Regions from separate parts of the Homo sapiens genome. Here all the other regions are linked to region 2. Evidence: chromatin contacts called from ENCODE Hi-C or POLR2A ChIA-PET data. All regions are on one chromosome and are shown on one strand. The core of a region is the stretch at or near the end of the contact, and the rest is flanking DNA. Distances in the headings are between cores, read along the strand shown. Region 1 holds the start of ATP13A3-DT (ATP13A3 divergent transcript). Region 2 holds the start of TNK2 (tyrosine kinase non receptor 2). Region 3 holds the start of TMEM44-AS1 (TMEM44 antisense RNA 1).

Region 1 (2,700 bases), core at 83-2,582, 1.4 Mb before region 2:
CACCAAGATTCAGGGATGTCTGTCAGATCTATGGGAAGAGGAAACAATAAACACCTGTCACAAAGCTTCTTCCACACCGGGAAGCCCCCAGCTGAGTTCCTGCCAATCCCAACCCGATTCCCTCCCCCTTCATCCCTACCCCTCACCTCCCCAAAAAAGCCAGAGGTCATACTTCCACCAGAACCTGACTCTGTGAAGGGAATGGAGAGACAGAAAGGCCATAGCGAGAGTGGCCACGAGAGCACTGCTAGGGCAAAGGGCCCTGGGTTTTTCTAGTCCTCACTGCCACAGAGTCCGAGTGGGAGGCCTCAGGCAAGTCAGAAGTCACTTTTCCTCCACGGGACTCACTCCTTTTATCTGTGAAATGCGGAGATGGCAAGCAGCTCCATACTCCACGGCTGAGGACGAGCTAGGGTCCCGCACAGACTCATCGAGGGCCCTGCCAGCACCCCTACGCCTCTGCCCACAGGACCTCCACCTCCCACAGGACTTTCCGAAAGCTCTGACTACCAACCACCAAGCGCCCGGCCCCCACGCTCGCCCCCGGCAGGCGGCGCGTCCCCCCCAGGCCTTCGCACCCACCGCGTGGGCTCCTGCCCTGGCCTCACCTGCCCCCGACACTCCCCGTCCCCGCGATGCCCAACTCCGGCCCGAGAAGGCTGGCCGCGACCTCGCCCGGTACCCGCCGCCCCGACACCACCATTCGCCTCCTCGACCTCCCCCGGCGCCGCTGCCCACCCGCCCCTCGCCCCGCTCACCGGGGCCGCTCACTGGCCGCCGCCGCGCCGCCTCCTCCGCGGCCTCCCTCGCGGCCGGACCAGCCCCAGGGACCGCGGGGGACCCGGCCGCCGCTGTCGCCGCCGCCGCCTCGCCTCAGCCCAGCCCCATCGCCCTCGGCCGGCGCCGCGCGCTGCGGCTCAGGGTGAGGGAAGGAGGCGCCGCGGCGGGGCCGGGCCGGCCCTGGGACGTCCGCGCTCTCCTCCTCCTCCGCGCCCGCGGCGGCGGCGTGCAGCCGGCAGGGCGAGAACAAGGGAGGGCGGCGGGAGGTGGGCAGGGGAGGGGGGCGGTCTGCACTCCGAAACGGCCCCCCCGCCGCCAGCGACGTAGAGAACCCCCCTCCCCTCCGCGGCGGCGCCCGATCACGCTGCGGGGAGAGCCGGCAGGCAGGCGGGGGAGCGCGCGCGGGCTCAGGACTCCCGCGCCGGATGTGAGGTCACGTGGTGGCTTCATCCCCGCGCGGAGGGCGGAGGGGCGCGGGCGACGTCAGGAGGCGGGGAAGGGGCGGGGAGGGGCGGGGCGATTTATAGGCCCCGCCCACCCATCGCCTTTGCCACCCTCGAACGGGCAAAAGAAAGAAAGAGGCAGGTAAGGGGAGGCGAGGCCGTCCAAAAACGCTGGGTGTCAGCCCGGGGTGGCTAATGGAGGGCGGCTTTTCTGGTGGGATGAAATGGAACGGCAAATCCCACTTCATCCCCTTTGGGCTATGACAACATCATAGTCCAATCTCCCATTTTATGAACAGGGAAACTGAGGCTCAGTGACTAGACAGACGTTGCCCAGAGTCATGGTCATGGAGGAAGCTTGTGCTAGAATGGTGGAGAGGAAACCAGAGCCCAGCTCCTAATGCAAGGCTCTTTCATTCCTTTAGCCACCCTCGCCCCCGCCAAAACAAACAGACAAAAAACTGTCATTCTCATATGACCACGGACTCTGCGCCCCGGCCGCAGGCGGAGGACAGGGAGGAGCGCACACGAGAAAGCTCCCACGCGCCCGCGCCTCGCCTCCGACGGGAAGGCGCCTCTTCCGACCGTCCTGGATGCAAATTAAATACTTCCCTCCGCAGAAGACTTATCTCGGGGTAGGGCCGCAGCCGGATTTCCAAATCGCGGGTTTGATTTTCGCTGCGTCCTCTCCGCGACGCGCGCAGGGAGCGCGCCCGGCCACCTGCAGCCTCTGGCTGCGGCCATCTTTCCGCCTGGGGCCACCTGGCCTGCGCCCTTTGTGCCCGGCCCGCTCCGTGACTGTTCTTCTTGCCGCTACTTACAGAACTCAGCCGCCTTAGCGTCTTAGAGAAGAGGACGGCATGCATGCGGACCCCGTCCACCACACCTGGAGAGCAGGGAGCCCTTAGTCCCTGGACACTTACCAGGGCCGCCACCCCTGGTCCACGCACGTGATGACATCTCACCAGGGGCAGCACACCGCCCGAGTCCGCGACACTGATAACACCTCCTGCGGGCAGGAGGGCGCCACAGCCACCCCTGGTCCCCTAGATTGTGTGAGGCTAGCATTTCTGCCCGCCTCTTGGCGTGGACAGCACGCTGGACCGAGATGGAACCACAGCTTTCTCTTCCCAATCCCTGGCCTCACCGTTTTGTTTCATACCTCACCGTTTGTTTCAAACCTCGTGGTGTTGAAATGATTAAATGAGATTAAGGGGTGTGTGGTAGTGTTGGGCAAACCACAAGAAAACGGTCTGGGTGGGGTCTGGCCCTAAAATCTTCCTCCCCCACCTCCCAGGCTTCCTTGCCTTGCTGCTTCCTCTCAGCCTTTAAACAGGTTGGCCTCTCCAAGTCCTAAAAACAAAATTATCAAGCCAACCTCCTCCTGAAGTGCTCCCTCCAACTAGCTTCCAAGTGTTTCATGCGGACCTCAAACAATGGTCTTCCCTGGCTGCCTCTGCTTCCTCATTTCTCAACA
Region 2 (2,700 bases), core at 50-2,549:
CATGAGTGTTTGGGTGGCAGCGCGACAGGCATGGGATGAAGCTGACAGGCGGGTTTGAGTTTGTCTGAGGAGCGGGCTAACCGGCTCCTCCAGCAGCTGCTACCTCCAGCACCACTCCCTCTGCCCCCAGAGGAGAGCACCCAGTCTGGTTCGGGACAGGGGTCTGGGTCCATCTGACTCACAGCCACACCTCGGGCTGGGGCAGAGGAGGGTCCTCTAGCTAAGGCCCTGGGCAAGCAGCAACCCTGCACCCATCCCCACCCAGGGGCAGGGGAAGCAAGCACCTGACAGTGCCAGGTAAGAGGCGAACAGCTCTAGGAGAGTAAGGCCCACAAGCAGCCCGCCAAGCCCCCTGGGGGCACGAGGCGGAATGAGTAGGTCTGGCACTCAGGCCACGAGGGAGTCAACAAGCCAAATACAGCCCCCACCCTTGGCCCCTACAAGCCCTACCTCTAGACTGGGCTGGGAGCTCCTGTCCTGACAGGTGCAGAGCCCATGATACCACAGCGGCCCATCTGCAAACCTCCCCAGGGTGGGGCCACAGAGGCAGCCCAGAGCCCTGGGGTGCAAGTGCACCCTCCTCTCCCGCCCCTCTAACGCTGGGTCGTCCCACCCAGAGACGAGAGGGCTCACCAGTTGCTCTCCCTCCTTCCGCCCACTAATCATCCTTGGCTCTGGGCCCTCAGGGTAAATCAGCTGTGACAGGACGGCGTGGCAGAAGCGGGCCAGGCTCGTGCCGTACCCAAGCCACTAGCTGTCACACTCATCTCAGCTCACGTGACCAACAGGGTTACAAGATAAGGTTCTGTTAATCCCACGCTGCCCTCTTCCCTTCTGTGGGACGTGTTTTGAGGACTTGTGTGTTGACTGCACCATGCAGAGCATATAGCATGGAGGCACCCCTACTGCCATCGGGGGGCAGGTGGAGGGGGGACCGTCCTGCAGCTCCTCCCTGGGGCTACCCCTCTCTTCCCTCTGCACAGACCTGGCAGCCACCCAGACGTCCCGCCTGCTGCCTAGACTCTAAGAAGATGCCCTATCACTCCAATTACCATACACAGTACTGGCGGGGGAGAGGTCCTGCCTTGCCGCTGAAAACTGCACTGCTTCCTCCCTCCAGGGATGAAAGGCCAAAAGAACGAGGGCAGTGTGGAGTCTACGCTCTCGCCAGGGACCTGCAGCCTCTCACTTCCAAGCACACCAACTCCAGCTAACAGGACTGGGCTTCCTTACCTGCCGCCTTCCGCTGCCTCCCCGCAGACACAGCTTCAGCGACGCCCAGGCTGAGACGGCAGAAGAGGTTCCCGCCGGCCGCGGCCTGCCCTCAGGCAGTGGCTCCCAGAGCTCAGCGGTTCCCCGCACTCTTCTGCGCCCGACTCCCCATGCCCCTACATCCTGCGTCCCCTTCAGCCCCGGAGGTACCGTGGGGCCCGGGCCTGCCAGTCACCACCTCCTCCTCCGCCGGCGCCTCCGGGTCCTGAGCCCCTCGCCGGGTCCCTCTCCCTCCTGGGGCTCCTTCCCGTTCAGGTAGGTTTCCTGGACAGCCCGCACCACCTGTCCCTCCTGCACCCCGGGCAGCCAATTCGCCTCTTGCACCCCCAGGCGCCCCTCCCCCGCAGGCCCCCGGGGCCCCACCGGCCGGGCCCTCCCCACCAGCTCGGGGCGGCTTCGGGGCGCCGGGGCCGCTCCCAGGACCACCGCCTCCCGCCCGACGCTCTCCCACTGCCGCTCCCCCAGTTCGCCGGAACTTTCCGGCCCCTCCCTGCGCTCGCGGGGGCCTTCCCCGGACTCGGACGCCGGTTCGGGCTGCTGCAGCAGCCTCCGCGGGCTCCCCTCCCCGCGCTCCTGCACCCCGGCCCGGGCCTCGCCGCGCTCCTGCACTGCGGGGCTGCCTCCGCCCTTCTCCTGGTGCTGCCCGCGGGGCCCCAGCCCCTCCTCCTGCGCCACAGGCCAGCCCGCCGAGCCCGTCCACCACGGCGGGCGCCCCCAGCCCGCGCCGTCCGGCGGCCCCCACACCACCCCCCGGCTGGGCTCGTGGCCGCGGCCGCCGCGCTCCTGCAGCCCCGGGCCCACCCCGCCCTCCTCCTGCACCGCCGGGCCCACCCCGCCCCGCTCCTCCACGCCGAGCTTCAGCCCGCGGAGCTGCTGCGGGCCCCAGCTGAGAACCCCTACGCGCTGCGGCTGCTGCTCCGGCAGCGCAGGGCTCAGCCCGCCGCGCTCCTCCTGCGCGACCCGCCGGGGGCCCCCGACCGGCTCGGCCCAGCGCACTCGCTTGCCCCCCAGAGGCCGCGCGCTCCCACCCCTCCAGATGGTGCTGCCCTCGGCGCCCGCTCACACCGCCCGCCCGCCCCGGCCCTCCCCTCCCGCCCCGGGCCGCCCCCGAGTCCCGCGCCCGCCTCCCCGCCCTCGCCTCCGGGCGTCAACGTCGGCCCGCCGGGCGCCCGCCCCGCGCCGGCCCCCGCAGGTGAGCGCCCGCCCGCCGTCCCTCCTGCCGAGCGCCCCGAGCCCGCCTGCGCCTGCGCCTGCGCCGCCCCGGGGTGGGGGGTGGGGGGGAGTCGGCCCGCCCTCTTAAAGGGCCCGGCCTCATCGCTCCTCCCCCGGCTCCTCCCCCAGCCTCCGGGGCCCTACCCCGCTCTCCCCGACTCCCCCGGGCCCGGCCTGCGCCTTCCTGCGGTGCCGAGGAGCGGTGGCGCCCTGGGT
Region 3 (2,700 bases), core at 201-2,700, 1.3 Mb before region 2:
GGCCCTGCCGTGCTACTGAGCCTCGTCAGCCTGTATAATGGAAGCTGAAGATGATGCAGCTCAGGAAAAGCAAGTATGATCTTAAGAACCCTGTAGCTGGAAAGCATGTTCCAAATCAAACCTAATGGAGACAACTACTAGAAGGTATAAAAGTTTTTTTTTTTTTTGAGACAGAATTTTGCTCCTGTTGCCTAGGCTGGAGTGCAGTGGCGCGGTCTCAGCTCACTGCAGCCTCTGCCTCGCCGGTTCAAACGATTCTCCTGCCTCAGCCTCCCAAGTAGCTGAGACTACAGGCGCCCACCACCACGCCCGGCTACTTTTTGTATTTTTGGTAGGGACGGGGTTTCACCATGTTGGCCAGACTGATCTCAAACTCCTGACCTCAGATGATCCGCCCGCCTCACCCTCCCAAAGTGTTGGGATTACAGGCGTGAGCCACCGCGCCCAGCCCAAAAGATTTTAAAAAGGAGTCTCTTGGAGGCAAAGGGACAGAACATTATTGTTTTTCATCATAAACCTTTTGGTGCAATCTGATTTTCTTTTTTTAAACCATGTACTTGCACTATTTTTATCTCAAAAAAGGTTTTTAATGCATTTAAAAACAAAGAAAAGAATGGTTTATAATACACCGTTAGGCTTCTGGGAGGTCTGAAACACACTATGAACCGTAAAATAACCTTGTAATTATCTCCTTAAAAACCGAGTGGGGTGGGCCAGGCGTGGTGGCTCACGCCTGTAATCCCAGCACTTTGGGAGGCCGAGGCGGGCGGATCACGAGGTCAGGAGTTCGAGACCAGCCTGACCAACATGGTGAAACTCCGTCTCCACTAAAAATACAAAAATTAGCCGGGCGTCGTGGCGCGCCCCTGTAGTCCCAGCTATTCAGTCGCAGAAGAATCGCTTGAATTCGGCAGGCGGAGGCTGCAGTCAGCAGAGACCGCGCCACTGCATTCCAGCCTGGGCGACAGAGACTCCGTCTCAAATAAACAAACCAAAACTGAACTACGGAGACGCCCTCGACAGTTCTTTCCCGGCTGCGTCGCCGCTGGCTGAGGTCAGAAACGCCGGCCTTCGGCTGCGGCGGCGGCTGCGGCGGCGGGGCGGGGCCGCGGGACTCTCGCTCCTCGCGGGAGGCGGTGGCTGCGGAGTGCGCACGCGCGGAACCGCAATTCCGTTCTTCCCGGAAGTGCCCTGCTGGTGCTGGGAGTAGGGCGCAAGATGTCGGCGGATGCAGCTCCGAGGAGGTAGGCAGTGGGAGCCGGCGTTCAGTCCGGCCCGTGCCAACAGTGGTTCCTCTCTCCCCCGTAGTTCGAGGAGACCACGCGCTGCCCCTCTGGCACGATCGTGGATGAACCCCCTGGCAACTGAAATGGGAAAGGCAGCGCCCCCGACTCTGGGGACTGGACCGAAGTCCACGGTAGTGACAGCTGCCAGACCCTGAGGAGAGGACGAGAAGACCCGAGGCCTCTGCTACGAACACTGGCAGCCGATGGAAAATTCAGACGGATTTGGGACAGTATGCAGAGTTCTCCAAGCGACAGATTAACAGAGGCTCTTGAAGAATAACTGCGTAATCACGTGTTCTGCTCAAAAGAAGGCCTGAATGCCCAGTGCCTTATTTGGCTTTCAGGGTTGGTGAAAGAAAAAGCAAAGTAGATGCTTTCTAATGCTAAGTCATTTAATGTAGCACCATTCCTTGAACTTCTTTCATCTCTAAGGTCGTCCCTTTCACCTGATGATGACCTTTGGGCCATCGTACAGGCATGTGTAAACTTGGAGATCTTCCTCAACATTGCACCATATCTTGGGTTCATTCAAGGCAGAGTCTCCTTGCAAAAGCATTCTAAAACAATGTAAAGTCGAAGAGAGTAGAGCAATACCTCCATAGTTGGAAAATGTGGAGGAGGCCAATTAAGGGACAGAAAAAGAAGTGCAGAGAATCTTGGAATTGTTGCAAAATTATTCTGGAGATATTTCTAAGTCTCCTCTATCCTTTTCCTTAGTGATTAATACAGGTTTTTATATTAAGTGGACAGTAAAATCCAAACAGAAAGAGGTATATGTCGTATAATGAAGCCTATGTTCAAAGTATATCTGAAATTTGTTTTTATAATGTCTTTCTTGAGAGCTTATAAAGATGTCAGTATTCTGTGGGAAACAAATTGGCACATGCATAAAAGAGAAAAAATGAAAAAAATCAGGCCCAACTTTCAGTTTACAGATGAGGAAACTGTGACATAGAAAAGGAAATGACAAAGATCACACTGAATCAGACCTGGGAACTGGAGCCCAGCCATGCTCCTTGGCCCAGTGCCTCTTCTTATTCTAGGAGCTCATACCCCTTTGAAAGAAACATAATATGAATGTGTCTTCAAATGATGCTCATAAATCTCTTCATCATACTGAGGGAGGGAGATAAGGGGATTAGTTCTTCAGGATCTAGACAGGCTTTCAAGAAAATCTTTAGCTGGGTGCGGTGGCTCATTCGTGTAATCCCAGCGCTTTGGGAGGCTGAGGCAGGTGGATCACCTGAGGTCAGGAGTTCCAGATCAGGCTGGCCAACAGCGTCTCTACTAAAAATACAAAAATTAGCCAGGCATGGTGGCGGGAGCCTGTAATCCCAGCTACTCGGGAGGCTGAGGCAGGAGAATCGCTTGAACCTGGGAGGCGGAGGTTGCAGTGAAGTGAGATCGTGCCATT

The links. A loop is a pair of places that touch in the nucleus more often than their neighbours do. ChIA-PET counts read pairs that join two places held with the same protein, here RNA polymerase II (POLR2A). Pooled maps may share reads with other maps.
Region 1: a loop to region 2 is called in a map of CD8-positive, alpha-beta T cell, with 6 times the contacts of the local background. The contact joins the promoter of ATP13A3-DT here to the promoter of TNK2 in region 2. A Hi-C loop is called at or near these places in 1 of 168 maps with a recorded cell type or tissue (CD8-positive, alpha-beta T cell), 11 of 37 single-sample maps with no recorded cell type and 10 of 50 pooled maps.
Region 3: a loop to region 2 is called in a map of CD14-positive monocyte, with 7 times the contacts of the local background. The contact joins the promoter of TMEM44-AS1 here to the promoter of TNK2 in region 2. A Hi-C loop is called at or near these places in 1 of 168 maps with a recorded cell type or tissue (CD14-positive monocyte) and 5 of 50 pooled maps. POLR2A ChIA-PET finds 5 or more read pairs at or near these places in 1 of 52 experiments (activated CD4-positive, alpha-beta T cell).

What each region holds. Positions count from the first base shown.
Region 1 is chr3:194,485,808-194,488,507 of GRCh38, forward strand. It overlaps ATP13A3-DT (ATP13A3 divergent transcript), which reads left to right and starts at 1,333. Exons shown (of 2, transcript NR_033929.1): 1 at 1,333-1,365; 2 at 1,649-2,700. ATP13A3 (ATPase 13A3) reads right to left here and starts at 1,195. Exons shown (of 34, transcript NM_001367549.1): 1 at 759-1,195; 2 at 1-28. RefSeq lists silencers at 435-494, 585-634, 665-1,324 and an enhancer at 1,995-2,214.
Region 2 is chr3:195,907,252-195,909,951 of GRCh38, forward strand. TNK2 (tyrosine kinase non receptor 2) reads right to left here and starts at 1,300. Exons shown (of 16, transcript NM_001382273.1): 1 at 1,234-1,300. TNK2-AS1 (TNK2 antisense RNA 1) reads left to right here and starts at 825. Exons shown (of 2, transcript NR_145450.1): 1 at 825-1,527; 2 at 2,614-2,700. RefSeq lists silencers at 1,514-1,763, 1,814-2,003, 2,054-2,700.
Region 3 is chr3:194,582,818-194,585,517 of GRCh38, forward strand. TMEM44-AS1 (TMEM44 antisense RNA 1) reads left to right here and starts at 1,451. Exons shown (of 3, transcript NR_047575.1): 1 at 1,451-1,631. RefSeq lists enhancers at 717-1,382, 1,418-1,467 and a silencer at 968-1,227.